2 separate regions of the Homo sapiens genome follow, and region 2 is linked to region 1. The links are chromatin loops, found by intact Hi-C in ENCODE. Cell type or tissue: mammary epithelial cell. All regions are shown on one strand. Links, peaks and the distances in the headings refer to the core of each region. The heading gives the core; the rest is flanking DNA. Region 1 overlaps MIPEP (mitochondrial intermediate peptidase). Region 2 overlaps MIPEP (mitochondrial intermediate peptidase).

The links. Peaks named below come from ENCODE experiments on the same cell type or tissue, not always from the same donor. Only the 100,000 strongest peaks of a DNase experiment are listed, where the experiment ranks them.
Region 2: it touches region 1 in a loop (3-fold over the local background); 3 of 110 quality-filtered maps call a loop at or near these places.

Annotation. Positions count from the first base shown.
Region 1 is chr13:23,768,650-23,776,990 of GRCh38, forward strand. The region is part of intron 16 of MIPEP (mitochondrial intermediate peptidase); the gene reads right to left. Among named protein-coding and RNA genes, the nearest start is that of PCOTH, 120 kb to the right of the region's middle. RefSeq lists an enhancer at 8,155-8,204. In mammary epithelial cell, for the core only: no CTCF peak of the experiment used is centred there; DNase peaks (open chromatin) are centred at 3,062 and 3,502; H3K27ac peaks cover 1,681 bases.
Region 2 is chr13:23,823,288-23,831,628 of GRCh38, forward strand. All of the region lies in intron 14 of MIPEP (mitochondrial intermediate peptidase), which reads right to left. Among named protein-coding and RNA genes, the nearest start is that of PCOTH, 61 kb to the right of the region's middle. In mammary epithelial cell, for the core only: no CTCF peak of the experiment used is centred there; no DNase peak of the experiment used is centred there.

The sequences.
Region 1 (8,341 bases), core at 307-8,306:
CACCTGAGCCTGGGAGCAGAGGTGGCAGTGAGCTGAGATCACACCACTGTACTCCAGCCTGGGTGACAGAGTGAGACTCTGTCTCAAAAACAAAACAAAACAAAAACCCACACAAAGTAGTATGGCAGATGTAATGTTAAGGACAAACAAAATATTAACTAGGAGCACATCTCTTCAGTATGCTAACCTCGACTGTTAATGTAATTTATATGTAATATTAAAAAACCCCTGGAAATACAGGATTGTGTCTATCAAAAGCAAATCTACTAGCAGAGCAGGGATGTAACTGACTCAAATGGAAATACATTTATTAGATGAGACATAGAAAGGTAACATGGATCTAATTAAGACAAATGAAAAACAACCACCACAGAACCAGAACCAACAAATACTTGCTCTTTTTCTTCCCAGTCAAAACTCTTTAACATTGCTTTTTCTCTCTCCTCCAACATCTGCTGAGAAAATGGTAAATTGCCCCGTCATTCTAAAGGAACCCATGCTAACATTGGGAAAGTGTCAGAGAAGTTAACACAGAAAATAAGGACGTCCATGGTCAGGAGAGTCAGCCCAGGACAGCAACGGGGCCTCTGTAGGAACAGGTACTGTGTCTGAACCCTGATCAGGCAGCTCTGGGAGTCAATGAAACCCCTGAGGCACACGACAAGAAGGGTTCTGTTTTTGTTTTCATGATAATCATAAGTCCTTCAGTAAAGGAGGTGTGTCTGCATAGGATCAGGGAAAATCCATGAAAGGAAAAATGGAAAAGGACATGAGTGCCCTTTGTAGACCATGAGATTTTCTCTCCAGGCATAGAGTACAACAAAAAGTGATGCAGAAAGGACAGTAACTTCTCAATGGGAAGGAGTCCAAGGGCAGGTGTATCACCAACAGATTGCACACAAGTGTGCAAGGAAGCAGGTGTGTGGGGGGAGGGCTATAACTGGGCTTTGTGGGCAGAGGCTCCATTCCTGTAGGGGCTCATAGCTTTAGAACCCAGGTCTCCGCCTGCCGTGGGGAATCAGGCAGCCAGCACCTCTACCCTGTTAGATAAACTTGCAATACAAAAAGGAGAGGGACAAATGGGACAATTTGATGTCACATACGGCTGCTATGGTCCCTTCCAAAACTCATGTTGAAACTTAATCCCCAAAGCAGCAGTATTGAGAGGTGGGGCCTTTAAGAGGTGACCGGATCATGAGGGCCCTGACTTCATAAACAGACTATCATGGGAGTGGGACTGGTGGCTTTATAAGAAGAGGAAGAGAGACCTGAGCTAGCCCATGAGCACACTCAGCACCCTTGCCATGTGAGGCCCTTTCCCATCTTGGGACTCTGCGGCGTCCCCACCAGCAGGAGGGCTCTCACCAGATGCAGATCCTCAACCTTGGATTTACATGCCTCCATTACTGTAAAAAATAAACTCCTCTTTGTAAATTACCCGGTTTCAGGTATTCTGTTATAAGCAACAGAAAATGGGCTAGGAAAGGGCCTACTGACTTCTTTCATTAAACAGGCAAGCAGAACCCTGGAATGGCTTCCTCAGACCATGTCCTGCTCAGACTTCACTTCCTGTCACTCTCCCGTTGTTCACTGTGCTCCAGACATGCCACTGACTTGCTGGTCCAGTAGCCTCCAGGTAAGCTCCTGATCCTAGCTCTCTCCTCTCTGCCTCAGATACTCTTCCCCCAGGTCGATCCATATGGCTCATTCTCACTTTCCTCAATGTCTTTTTAAATTACGCTTCTTCAACAAGACCTTCTCTGATGAGTAAAAAAAGGGGAGGGGGTCAGGATGCTGTCTCAGTGCCAATTCCAGGCACAATTGGAACAACCGGTTTCACTGCTGTCCCCCTGCCCCCAGGCAGCTGGGACCTCAGCATCGAAGTCTGTGCAGATGAACTCCCACTCCATACCCTCTTGCTCAATCAGGGCCTAACTCCCCTGCCTGCCAGCTTGGCCTCCCCCAGGTGCTCTCTGGTGTGGCTGATGTCCTGCAATTGGGCTGGAGTCCTCACCTTCAGAGCCACTCACCCACCACCAGAGACCGCCACTGCCCCCTCCCCATTAATCTAATCAGCCAGCACCTGGGATTATTTCAGTGGGAAGATTTATTGAAGAGGGGGTAGAACACACGAGTTTATTATTTTCTAATGAGTTTGTATTGTCCCTTTACAGTCTTCATAGAGAAAACTGGAGAGGCTGTCCTAACTTCACCTCAGCATTGGCCGTGGCAGCGAGGGCCTGCCCTGTGTCTTGTGCGTGCTCACCACCCTTTCCTCTGTACCTCTGCATGGCGCATAAACACTAGGCACAGAGACTTGAAAATCATCCATCTTTCCAAACCTCACTGAATTCACAACTGGCCAGCACTAGAGAGGACCCTGACCTCATGGCTGCACAGTCACTGGGGGGTGCAGACAGTAAATCCGGGATCACTGGACAGTCACACTGCAACAAGTGCTATGGGAATGCAGGCTCTGCACTTACCGGCTGCACAGCCAACACCAGATCCCACAACCACCCTGACCGTGGCCACACCCACCTCCTAGGGCTATGGCATGGGCTAAAGGAGAGAAGGGAAGGGAAAAGTGTGCACTGTGCTGGTCCTCGGGATGGTCCAGTTTGTCAGCTGCTAACAGAATCCTTTCTAAGCAGGGTGGACATCAGACACCTCTTTGTATCAGTGACTAGTGGGGTGTCTTCAATAAATATTTACACAAACAATGATAAAAGGAGCAAGAATATTAGACATAAATGACTATAATTTGGAAACAGTTTACATCTGTAAGTTCAAATTCTTTTTCTATAATTAACCAGTTTCAAAAATCAGTAAAATTATAAAGTTATCAACAAATAGGTAACATGTAACTAATTTGCTGACTACACACACACACACACACACACACACACACACACACACATCTGCATTTCTGAAGTGACAAAACAAAATTAAAATAATACTGCTATTAGCTTCTCATAAGCTTAGGCCAAGGTGTATGTGAAATACTGAAGAATGCATGACTCCTACACAGACTCTTCCCTAACAGTCATGTTTCATCTGAAACCCGTGAAATGTGGTGTTTGCACAGCCACATCCTCATTTCAGTGTCTCTTACCTATTAACCCTTACCTAATAACTCTAAATGATTCACTCAACTTCCTTGGTTTGAATAATTGCTGCTCCCCAAACTTATTTTCTCATTTTAATGGTGAAAGATCCCCCTAAGATCCTATTAAAAAGTACATCCTATTAACTTTCCTTTACATTGCCTAAGAGGTAAAAAGCCAGACGTGTGCAATTAGGAGGTGTGTCTTACGAAGGATTATGCTCCTGCTAAGATGAAACTAAATTAATAAAGACAATAAAAACAACTTCACCTCCAGGAATCCGTAACAACTGCCCCCCCACTTCCCATGTAAAGGCATTCCAGAGCTTATTAACTGCACATTCTAAAGGATAGCCCAGGGCTTGTGACAGTATGTCATTTGCAGGTCATGTTACCACCTGTATTTTGTTCAGAATAACTGACAGAAATAAAGAATGTGACTGAGCCACCGAAATGACTAAGGCTGCCTGCATTCTATCAACATGTGATCAATCCTCCCTGATTGTCTCATCTGAAGAATTTCCAAAATTCCTGATGCAAGAGTTTTTAGCAATTTTTTTTTAACAACAACAACAAAAAAAACGGCTACAGTTGTGGCTGAAATATATGGAAAACTTGGGTAATGCCAAACAGTACATATTATGGAAATTTAAAAAACATATTAGATAAAAATATTCAATACCATTAGTTAAAAGTAGTATTCACTATAAATAATGCTGCTGCGCTGAAGTATTCTTACAATTATTAGTATAAAAAGAGAATCAACTAGCATTACTTTAAAATGCTATAATATTATAGGTATTTTATATATAGAAGCTCTGTAAGAGCTTTCTTCTCACATCTCCTAAGTTTGAAGGTTTGAGGTGTAATGTTAAAAGGATCTGTGGTGAATGACAACTTGTTGAAGGCTGAGGTGAGCTGATGGCCTCATATTTCCTTCTAGATCTATAGGTTACAACGTTAAACCTAATCCCTCAGAACACTAGCCAGAACACCCTTCCCAGGAAAGCTGGTCTCTAACTTCTATGGCAATTCAGTCTCCCTCTTCCTGGGAAGGAATGGAGGCATTGAGTGTGGCCCATCACAGCCCTTCCCTGCTCTAAGACAGTGACTCTTCTTTAAAAAATTGAGATAAACATCACATACCATATAATTCACTCTTTTCAAGTGTACACTTAAATGGTTTTCAGTATATTCACAAAATTGTGCAACTTTAAAAAACTGAGATAAACATCACACACCATATAATTCACTCTTTTCAAGTGTACACTTTAATGGTTTTCAGTATATTCACAAAATTGTGCAACCATCGTCACTAACTCCAGCACATTTTCTCACTCCCAAGAGAAACCCCGGGCCCATTCGCTGTCCCTCTCCATTCCTCCTTCCTTCAGCTCCTGGTAACCACTGATCTATTTTCTGTCTCTATGGATTTACCTGTTCTGGACATTTCATATAAATGAAATCACACAATAGAGGTTTTTTGTGTCTAGTTTGTCGCACCGAGCGTAATGTTTTCAAAGTCTATCCATGTTGTAGCAATACTTCATTTCTTTTTATGACCAATTTTCCATTGAGTGGATACAAGGCTTTTGTGCATCCAGTCATCTATTGAGTGGTTTCCACTTTTTGACTATCATGAATAATGCTGTTATGTACATTTGTGCATACATTTTTGGGTGGGCATATGTTTTCAGTTCTATTGGGTGAGAGTTCCCTACCACCTGGGAGTGGAACTGCTGGGCCATCTGGTAACTCTGTTTAACTTTTTGAGGAGCTATGAGACTGTTTCCCAGAGCTGCTGTACCCTTTTACATTCTCACCAGCAACGTATGAGGGTTCCAATTTCTCCACATCCACACCAACACTTGCTACTGCCCATCTTTTTATTATATCCATCCCAGTGGGAATGAAGTAGTCTCGCACTGTGGTTTTGATTTGCATATCCCTAATGATGCTGAACATCTTTTCATGTGCTAATTTGTCATTTTTGTATCTTCCTTGGAGAAATATCTCTTCAAACCCTTTGCTCACTTTAAAATGGGTTGCTTTTCTAAAGATTAAACTCTGATCAGATACATATTCTCCCATTCTGTGGGTTATTTCACTTTCATGGTAGTGTTCTTTGGATACAAATTTGAACTCATTAAAATTAAAAAATTTGTCCCCATTAAAATAAAAAAAATCTTCTGTTTCTTTGGTTGTTTATGCTTTAGGTGATGTATCTAAGAAGCCATTGCCTAATCCAAGGTCATAAATGTGTATGTAATCCTATGTTTTCTTCTAGGAATATTCCAGTTTTAACTCTTAAATTTAGGTCTTTGATCTATTTTGAGTTAATTTTTGTATATAGTACAAGGTAGGAGTCCAATTTCATTCTTTTGCATGTGGAGATCCAGTTTTCCCAGCACCATTCTTCGAAAGGACAATTCTTTCCCCAATTAGTTGTCAACTGAACATAAATGTATGGCTTTTTTTTTTCTGGAATCTCAGTTGTATTCCATTGACCTGTATGTTTATCCTTATGCCAGCACCACACAGTCTTGATTACTGTAGCTCTGTAGTAACTGCTTCAATTGGGAAGTGTGAGCCCTCTAGCTTTGTTCCTTTTCAAGATTGTTTTGGCTATTCTGGGTCTCCCACATTTCCGTGAGAAATTTTATTAGATTTGTCATTTTCTATAAAAAAAAGCAGCTGAGGTTTTGATAGAGATTGTGTTAAATCTGTAGGTCAATTTGGGGTGTATTGCCATCTTTAACAATAGTAAGTCTTACAATCCATGAACATGAGACATCTTTCCATTTATTTAGGTCTTCTTTCTTTCAATAATGTTTTACAGTTTATACTTTACAAGTCTTGAATTTCTTTTGCTAAATTTATTCCTAAGTATTTTACTCTTCCAGATGCTATTGTAAATAGAACGGTCTTCTTAATTTAATTTTTAGGTTGTTTATTGCTAGAATACAGAAAAACAATTTTTGCATATTGATCTCATACCATGCAACCCTGCTGAACTGGTTTATCAGTTCTTTTTTTTTTTTTTTTTTTTTTTTTTTGAGATGGAGTTTTGCTCTTGTTGCCCAGGCTGAAGTGCAATGGGATGAGCTCGGCTCACTGCGGCCTCTGCCTCCCAGGTTCAAGCAATTCTCCTGCCTCAGCCTCCCTGGTAGCTGGGATTACAGGTGCACACCACCATGCCCGGCTAATTTTTTGTATTTTTAGTAGAGACAGGGGGGTTTTGCCATGTTGACCAGGCTGGTCTTGAACTCCTGGCCTCAAATGATCCACCTGCCTTGGTCTCCCAAAATGCTGGGATTACAAGCATGAGTCACTGCACCCAGCCTATCAGTTCTCTGTGTGTGTGTGTGTGTGTGTGTGTGTGTGTGTGTGTGTGTGTGTGTATTCCTTAGGATTTTCTATATACAAGATCATGCATGTCATCTGCAGAGAGATAATTTTATTTCTTCCTTGTAATATGAATGCTTTTAATTTTTTTCTTGACAAATTCCTATGGTGAAAACCACCAGTACAATATTGAATAGAAGGGGCAATGGCAGACATTGCTGTCTTATTCCCATCTCAGAGGAAAGCTTTCAGTCTTTCACCCTGAGTATAATGTCAGCTGTGGGCTTTTTCTAGGTGCTCTTTTTAGGCTGGGGATCAGCATTGACTCTTGATTCCTTATCCGCAGTTACTGCCAATCAATCCTGAAGTCCTGATAATTTTATCTCAATATATTCCTTGTAGTTTTTCCCTTCCATACTCATCCTCAATGCCCAGGTTTAGATCCTCATCACCTCTTGCCTAAACTGTAAGGCCTTTGGGGTACGTAGGGTCTATGTGCATATATGTTTTACTTACCAAAAAAAGTTACATTCATTAAACAAAACCAAAATGCTGTGGAAAATGAAGACAAGAACAGGCAGCAGCTACCAGAAATAAAAATATCCTTGCCAAAACAAAAACAAAAACCAAACCAAAAACAGTGGGAAGAGCAGGAGGATAAAATCAAGGCAATCTCCAAGAATAAAGCAAAAACACAGGAAGAAGAGATAAATCAAATGGAGGAACTTCTGTTTCATCAGCATAATGGGTCTGCTATTTCCAACAGTCCTGAATGAAACAACTAAACTCTGGATAAAATATTTAAAAGAATTTTTTTTGGTAAATGTGTTGCTGAGAGAAGAATAAAATGTTATCAAAATGATGTAGATCATTCCAGCAGATTAAAAAACAGATGTTTTTAAGTATATGGTCATATTCACTGTATTTTTCTATTTGTTTTCATCTATTTCTTGGATAGATTGTTTTCTCCCTGCCTTCAATCTCTGTACCCCCCATCTATCACCCATACTGAAACCTTAACTTTTTGCCTGCAGCTTATATCTGCTCATGTCACTTCTCTGCTTACAAACTTCAAACCTCTAAGGCCTCCCTATTCCCTCCCCAGTCATATATAAGCCTCTGAGCAGACATAAAGAACTCTTCAGGACTTGATCCCAGTCTGATTTTCAACCCCCAAACAACAGCCCCTCCCTTCTGTTCCAAGTTCCCTATCATCAAGCAACCAGGACTAATATATTCTCTAACCACTTTCTATCATACCTTACCTGTTCCTCACTCCCTCCTCCCTACTGTGGCTTAAGCTAGGGTAAAATCTGAAGCAGAAGCAACTAAGCCCAGATTAATGGTCATTTCTGACTCCACGAGGCAAAATTCAACACTTCTCTATTTATAATAGTGTTCTCACAGCACTGCATTGTATCATTTTTCACACTGTCTTGTACATGTATATATCATCCATCCTGAAAGATGTCATTCAAATGAATTAACACACATGAGGAGAAGTGGTGGTGGGATTAAATAAAAGTTGTGGTTTTAGTGTTCTAAATAATTTAGTTCTAAAACATCTCTATCGGAAAAAGGTTTTATGGTTGACTTGGGAAAGAAAGTAGAATAAGCAAAATCACTGGGCAGGATAAGTTAACATGGAGATTTTTCAAACTGTGCACCAGTATCTACTAATGGTTTGTAAAATCTGTACAGTAGCTTGTGACCTGCATTAAAAAAAAAAAAGAAGAAAATGGGACAGAAAATATATAGTGCACAGCACAGAGGGTAACTTTAGATTTGTGGTACTTTTGTTTCAGTTTCACTCCCACATATATGTACATATACACCTAAATGTACATACATGTATCTGTACAATAGATCATAATGTAAAATGCATTTCTT
Region 2 (8,341 bases), core at 198-8,197, 55 kb after region 1:
ATTTGTAAAATGAGGATAAAAATACCTCTGCCACAAAATTAGTATGAAGGTTCAATAAGGTGACAATTAGTTAATGAACTTCTAAAATGTATTAACTGAATAGAAGAAATTCAGGTCCCTGCATCTGAAACATCTGACTTTCTCAATGCTGTCACAGCTTGGGTGACCACACATGGAGGTGGGCATGACAGTCCTACGTTATGACTGCCATCTTGGTGTGATCAATAATAGCACTCCTTTCTTTCTTAACAGCATTTGGAGCTGGGCACGGTGGCTCACGCCTATAATCCCTGCATTTTGGAGGGCCAAAGCTGGAGGACTGCTTGAGGCTGAATGTTCGAGAACAGGCTGGGCAACAGAACGAGACACCATCTCTACAAAAAAATTTAAAATTAGCTGGGCATGATAACAGGCCCTGTAGTCCTAGCTACTTGGGAGGCTGGGGCAGGAGGACTGCTTCAGCCCAAGAATTTGAGGTTTCAGGGAGCTGTGATTGCACCACTGCACTCTAGCCTGGGTGACAGTGTGAGACCCTGTCCCTCTCTCACCAAAAAAGGGGTTTGGCTTGGACAATAGATCATATTGTCACCCTATTAATAACTAACTTACTGAGTGCTTCATATGAGCCAAACACTGCATCAGTTGTCCACAGCCTATGCTATACTGCCTTACCAAAGAGAGGAAGGTGTCAACTGTATCCTTGGGGTAAACAAAAGTGGCAATGTTTGTTGACCACGCATAGGAACAAAAACATTAAAACAAATAGCTTTCCCATTCTATGAAGCTAGCACAGCATTTTGGAATGATTCTAAAAATAACACCAAAAAATACAAATGTTTGGTAAACATAGTTATCACCTGAATTCTCTGAATATTTTGTCATGAGCTTAAGTTGTAAGCATGTAATCTCATAAACTTGCTAAGTATTCTCTAACATTTCACAATCTCACTAGTCTAATTTAAATAACATTACATTAAAAGTTTGGTATCAAATTATTACAGAGCTAAGTCACTGTGATAAAATACCTTTTTTACTTATGACCATTGAGAAAATGTACTGTGGTGAGAAGCTGCATATATATTAACAGGTAAGACAATCTCTGGTACAAGTCCTTGTTATGGTGGTAATTCAACTCATCCTGAAGCAGAGAACTCCTACTGCTGATGTCCCTGGGCACGTGATAGGTCTAATGACAGAAAACTTGTTGAAACATAGTCATCCAAAACAAGAAAATACTTCAGCGGCATAAAGCCAGGCACCAGGCTGCCAAGCAGCAGCTCTGATTTCCCAGCTGATCCCATCCCACCCCAAGCTGTGTGTCACAGCACTGCATTTCCTCACGTGTCTATAATGGAAAAACAACTGGATTGCATGTCTCAACTAGCTTGTTTTGATATAACCAGTAATCCAGATGGCACATAATCAATAAAATAAAAATGTTGGCTAGGCCCAAGGAGACAAAACCTCAAGCCTAAATCCACAGGAAATACTACTTTTCACTTACTTTTAAGTAGTGTTTTCTAACAAACTAAATAAGATGATCTAAGATTTAAAAACCCTTTAAAAATGCTTACACTTTATCACAGACCCACCGATGGTTTAAAGAAACATAGGTCAGATGGCTTTGAGTTTTGCAGGGTTCAACACTAAACATTTTAATGTGTGATAGGGATCCAACTTCCATTTTTTCTAAAAATATTCCAATAATACTGTGCTTTACAGTTTGCGTCCATTATTAAATTTGTCCAAAAATTTTGAGGCAGGTATGGAGGCTTGCTAAATTTTAATTTTGACATATTTATTCCATTTATTTTATATAAAGGAGCAGAAAAGTCTCAGACAAGTTCAATGACTGGTCTAAAGCCAGCTGTGTATGGTGGTGGGGCCGGGCTCAGATCCATCTCTACTTCCCTGTTCAATGCTTTTGTCTAGACATAATTGAGAAGCATTAACACTGAAAGTAAGAAAAGTTCCAAAACAACCTAAATCTGCCAAAGTTAATCTAATGCTAGTTGCACTGTCATGTTTACCTTCGATGCTTTTTCACATCTCTTGAAAGAGGATGACAGGAGAAGATTTATTACAAGTATGTATGTCTCCTTGAAGATAGAACTTAAGCAATTTTAGCCTTGGGCTGACTTTCACAAACTAAGGCGAGAAACTAAATCTTACAATGATGCAGGACAGAAAAATTCTACAATGAAAGCACTAGAATGTTACTGTTCTAAAAATAACACTTAAAGTAGATATGGGGCTTCCATTTTATGAGACACATTGTCAGAAGTTTAGGCGATACATATTGAGGAATTTTTAACGAGAAAATACCTGGAAAAAGAAAATACTCACAATGTTATAATACTGACTTGATCAACTCTAACTGAACTTTAAGGAAATTCTAAGGTGAAACTAATAGATCTATTGCCCCCCTCATTATTATTGTGTGATCTTTGGAAAATTACCTACCCTGGCTGAGTCTAAGGTAGCCAGGGTAAGGAATCACAGTAACTACAGTTAGTCCATACAGTGTGGACAACTAGGTACCAACCATCAACTTCACAGACTGCCAGAAAGGACTAAATAAGAAAAAATTATGAGAGTGAGTATTAACTTCTCTTAACATCGCTTTAAAAATATTCAGTGAGAAAGACAACTAGAGCAGTAAACATTTTAGTGTAGTGGCTAATAGACACAACTATACAAAAAATATCAGGTTCTCTCAAAAATCAATTGGCTATATTTGGTGATTAGTAATGTAGCTGGGGTTGCAAAATTACCAGGAAAAAAAAAAGATTTTAAAACAAGAAACATATAAAGATTAAGAGGATAACATATAAGGAAGAAAGGAATTGTTCATCGGGGAAACTATGCTTTTATGCATCTAATAAAATATTCTCAAAATATAGAGAGCAAAAATGGATAGAACTAAGGGGAAATTATATATCTATCATTCTCATGGTAGAAGACTTATACCTCTAAATTTTTGCTATATCAAAAAATTAGTTATATCAAAGATCTAAACAATACAATTAAAAGGTTGACTTACCAGACTAGTATGAAACCGCAGACCCAACAATTATAAATATACAATCTACTCAAGCACAGATGGAACATTTCTAAAAAACTGATGACACATGAAGCCATAAAATAAATATTAACAAACTGCAAAGAATCAATACCAGATAGACCAATTAATTAGATATCAGAAACAAAAAGATAAATAACTCCCCTGCAAAGGTTTAAAACTTTTAAACTATAGCTCTAAACAAGTCTTTGCTTAAGGAGGAAATTACAATGGAAATTACCAACTTTAAAAATATTTTGTATTAAAATCACAGAATTCAGCTAAAACATTTCATCACATCATTTAATATTTAAAGCATTAAAATTTAAATGCTTATGTTAAATAAAACAGAAACCGAATTAGATAAATGCCTATGAAATCAGAAGAAAAAAACAAGGATGGAGGAAGGAGAGAGTAATAATAAAAGTAGGAAGTAACAAACTGAAACAAACAAAATAGGATAAACAAAGTTTGCATTGGTTCTTTGAAAATACAGTCAGCCCTCCATATCTGAGGGTTGCACATTCATGGATTCAATCAACCATGAGTCAAAAATATTTGGAAAAAAACTGCATCTGTATCGAACATGTACAGACTTTTTTCTTGTCATTATTCCCTAAACAATACAGCATCTATATAGCGTTTACATTGTGTTAGGTATTATAAGTAATCTAGAGATGATTTAAAGTATACAGCAGGATGTACACAGGTTAAATGCAAATACTACACCCTTTCATAAAAGGGACTTGAGCATCCAAGGATTTTGGTAGCCACGTTGGCGGGGAGTAGTGGCCCAGGAACCAATCCTGCTTAGACACTGAGAGATTACAGTGATAAAGTGGACAAAATTCTGCCAAGATTAACAGAGAGAAAAAAATGAGAAAACAGAATTAGAAATTAAAAAGGATACAATTATAGCAGAATTTGAAGGATAAAAGAATGCTATAAGTAACTTTATGTGAATAAGCTGAAGAACTTGGCTCAAATTGATAAATGTCTAGAAAATTTCAAAGTAGCAAAGTTTATCTGAGAAGAAAAGAAAGCCCAAAGAGGCTTATGACTAGTAAGGATTCAGTCATTTAAAAAATCTTCCCACAGAGGAAACAACAGACCCTGAATGGTTTCATAGATGAATTCCGACAGTTTTAAAGAACAAATGATAACAATGTTATAAATAAATGCTTGTAAAGAAAAGAAAAAGAAACACTCACCAACTCATTTTATGAAATAGTATATATTTAAGTGAACACCAGCAAATAATGACAAAGAAAAATCATAAGCAATCCCTCTCTCATAAACATAAATGCAAAAATCAAGAATATAAAAATATTAGTAAACTAGCAAACTATGAGGTGGGTGGATCAACTGGGGTCAGGAGCTCAAGGCCAGCCTGGCCAACATGGTAAAACCCCACCTCTACTAAAATTACAAAAATTAGCCATGTGTGGTGGCACACGCTGTAATCCCAGCTACTCAGGAGGCTGAGGCGGGAGAATCACTTGAACCCAGGAGGTGGAAGTTGCAGTGAGCAGAGACTGCACCACTGCACTCCAGCCTGGGCGATGGAGGGAGACTCTGTCTCAAAAAAATAAATAAATAAAATAATTAGCAAACTAAAGCCAGCTCTGCATTAAAAAATAACTATTATTTAGGACCAAGGTGGCTTAATCCTGAAATGCAAAGGTGGCTAATGTTTAACATTAACATTCACTACATTAACAGATTAAAGGTGAAGAACAATCTGACAGCTCAAAAGATGCAGGAAAAAACTATGATAAAATGCAATACCCATTAATGATTTAAAAAAATAGTAGCAAACTGGAGATAGAAAGGAATTTCCTTTTCCTGATATCTCCAACAAACCTATAACAAACATCTTTCTTTACGGTGACGTATTAAAAACATTTCCTTTAAACACCAGGATCAAGGCAGGAATGCCCATACCACGGCTTTTACTCAACATTAAGGAGGCTCTCATAAGTGGAGTAGAACAAGGTAAACAGAAAAGATACGTGGTTGGAAAGGAAAAATAAAGCTGTCATTATTTTTAGCAGAAGTAATTATCTGGTTAAAAAAGCTTGTAAAAGTCTATAGACAAATTCTGTGAATTAATAAGAAAGTTTAGCAAAGCTGCTGTAAACAAGAGCACTATACAAAAATGGACAAACAGCATTTTTAAACACCAGTAACAAACAATCTGAATATATATACTGCTTATAGTATCAAAAAGGAAGGGCATCCAGGACGAAGCCCAACAAAAGCTGACCAAGGCCCTGGAAGAAAATTTTAAAACTGTATTCAAAGACTTTTGAAAAGACCCAAGAAATGGAGAGATATGCCATATTCATGGATTCAAAGATTCAATATTCAGAGATATCAGTTCTCTCCAAATTGGCCTAGAAATTTAATGTAATCCCAATCAAACTCTTACCAGAATTTTTCAAAAATTAGATAACCTGATTCTAAAATGTATATGAAAGAATACAAAGGTCCAAGAGTAGACAAGAAATTTTGAAGAACAAATCGAGGAAGGCCTATCCTTCCAGATATCAAGGCTTATTATTACTTATTAATAATAGTAAGCTTATTACTATAACTTATTCCAAAGCTCTAGTAATACAGACAGCATGGCTTTGATATTAGGACAGACAGCTTAAACAATGGAATGAAAGAGAATCCCACAAACTGACAATTGCATGTACATGAGTAATGGCACTGAAGAAAGGGTAAATTACTCACTAAATGGTGCTGGGACAGTTTGTTACTCACACGGAAGAAAGTAAAATGGATTCCCGCCTTATGCCAAACCCAGAAAGAATTTCCAACTTGATTAAAAATTGAAAGAGAAAAGAAAGCATTAAAATGTTTAGAAGAAAACTGAAGAGGCTGGGTATGGTGGCTCACGCCTGTAATCCCAAAACTTTGGGAGGCTGAGGTGGGAAGATTGCTTGAGGCCAGGAGTTTGAGACCAGCCTGGGAAACACAGTGAAATCCTGTCTCTATAAAAAATATAAAAATTGGCTGGGCATGGTGGCATGCCTGTAAGCCTGGGCGAAAGAGCAAGACTCTGTCTCAAAAAAAGAAAAAAAATATAAAAACTATTAACTATAAAGACAAGATTGATAAATCCAACAATATTAAAAGGAAAGTGAAAACACAAGCCATAAACTGAGACAAGACATATGCCTAAAAAGGATTATTATTTCAACTACCAAGAATTTCTGAAAATCAGTAAGAAAAAGACAAATTTCCAAGTAGGAAAATGAGCATGAGACAAAAAGACATCTGACAGAAAACAAAAACGAAAAATAAGCCAGGTGTAGTGGCACATGACTGTAGTCCCAGCTACTTGGGTGGCTGAGGCAGGAGGACTGCTTGAACCCAGGAGTTTGAGGGGCCAGCCTGGGCAACCTAGCAAGACCTTATTTCTAAACAAGACAAAACAAAACAGAAAATAAATAAATAAAAAACCTTAAAAGTAATCAGAGAACACTGCTGCTAATTAAGACCTTAAAAGTAATCAGAGAACACTGCTGCTAATTAAGACCACAATAGCATTTCATTTTATAATCACAAAATGGGCAAAATTAAAACTTTTGACAAAATTAAAAGTCAATGAGGATGCTGCACGATAGAAACCATTGCTGAGAGGAGTATAAATTAGCAGAAACATTTTGAAAAACAATTTGGCATTATCTCATAAACTTAAAGACATGCACCCCTTACAAATCCAGCAGTTCCAATCTTATACATGGATATACAGAAGAAAGTATAAAAATGTTCACAGCAGTATCACATGAACTAGCAAAAACCTGGAAGAACCTGTGTGCTCCACGTGTGCTCCATGACAGGAGAATGAGTAAATAAATGATGGAATATTATCTGCAATTGAAATAAATACACTGCAGCTACATGCAACACAGATTAATCTTAGGCATAAAATATATATTTTTTAAATAACAGAAGATTATAAGCAGTAAAATACCATTTTTGTAAAGTTCAAAAAACTGAACACCACACTTCTTAGGAATAAATAATGTGGCCAAAAAATGATAAGAATTGAGCACTATGCTTTCCTCTGGGAGGCAAGCGGGGCAGAGATGGGTTCAGAGAAGAGCATGTGGTAATGTTTTACTTCTCAGGTTGGAGAATGGCTTCATAGCTGTTCTTTCTACAAATACTGTGTTATAACATTAAATATTAAATAAAAGAGAAATTCATTACTTGGAGAGGCATCTCTTTCTGCTCTAATCATTTACAAGAAGAATCTCCTGAACTGAAATGAGCCTCCTTAGAATTCCCTTCCACTATTCCTAGTAATATTGTTTTTTCCTAGAATGACTTTCTTCCTTTACATGGTATCCTTCAAATGGTATATGAAAGACTTGAGTTTCATTTTTCTAGTCTAAAAATGTCTTTTCTTAAACCCCTCCTAATGTGAAGTGGCTTCCAATTTTACAAATAAGCAGCAGCCACCCCTCAGGATGGTTTCTAGTTCATCAGCATCACTGTAAAACAGGCCCTCCAAAATTGATCAAACACACTGGGACTGGCAGCCCAGCTCCAGGCAATATGCTGAGGACAAAGGGATATTGTGGGTAAAGATAAGGATAGTGGCAGTTTCTGTAGGGGTGGAGGAGTTAGTTGGAAACTGAGGAATTGAGGACAAAAGGGAACAGAGGCAGCTACTGTGAAGCAGGGGAAAGGGTGGGGCAACCAAGCATCTGGACTACTCAGGGGCTGGGCTAAGTCAATTAGGACACATATATTCACACATCTGGGGAAAATTCAGTCTGAGAAAGTGGGATGGGAACAGAACCTTAGAAATGCAAAGGAAAGGTAAAAGTATCAGACTTTTGCTCATTTTCAGAAATTTACCTAAAACCTGATGTGAAGAAATTGCAAATCTAGGGCACAGACAAATAGATCCTGCCTCCATTAGGAATCAGGATCTGGGGACAGTGAGAGAAAGAAGAGGAAAACTCTGAGTACCCAAATGATCTGGGCGTCGGGGACAGCCTAGCTTCCCCATGGCGGGGGGGGGATGTGGATGGGAATTGCCTTACTGCATTTTGTGTTGCTATAACAGAATATCTGAGACTGGGTAAATTATAAAGAACAGAAGCTTATGTAGCTTACAATTCTGTAGGCTAGGAACTTCAAGACTGGGCAACACATCCGGCAGCTCCTGGTGAGAGCCTTGTGCTGCATCAAAGCATGGCAGAGAAATGGAAGGGGAACCTGATGCATATGTAAAGAGCAAAATACAAGAGGCAACCT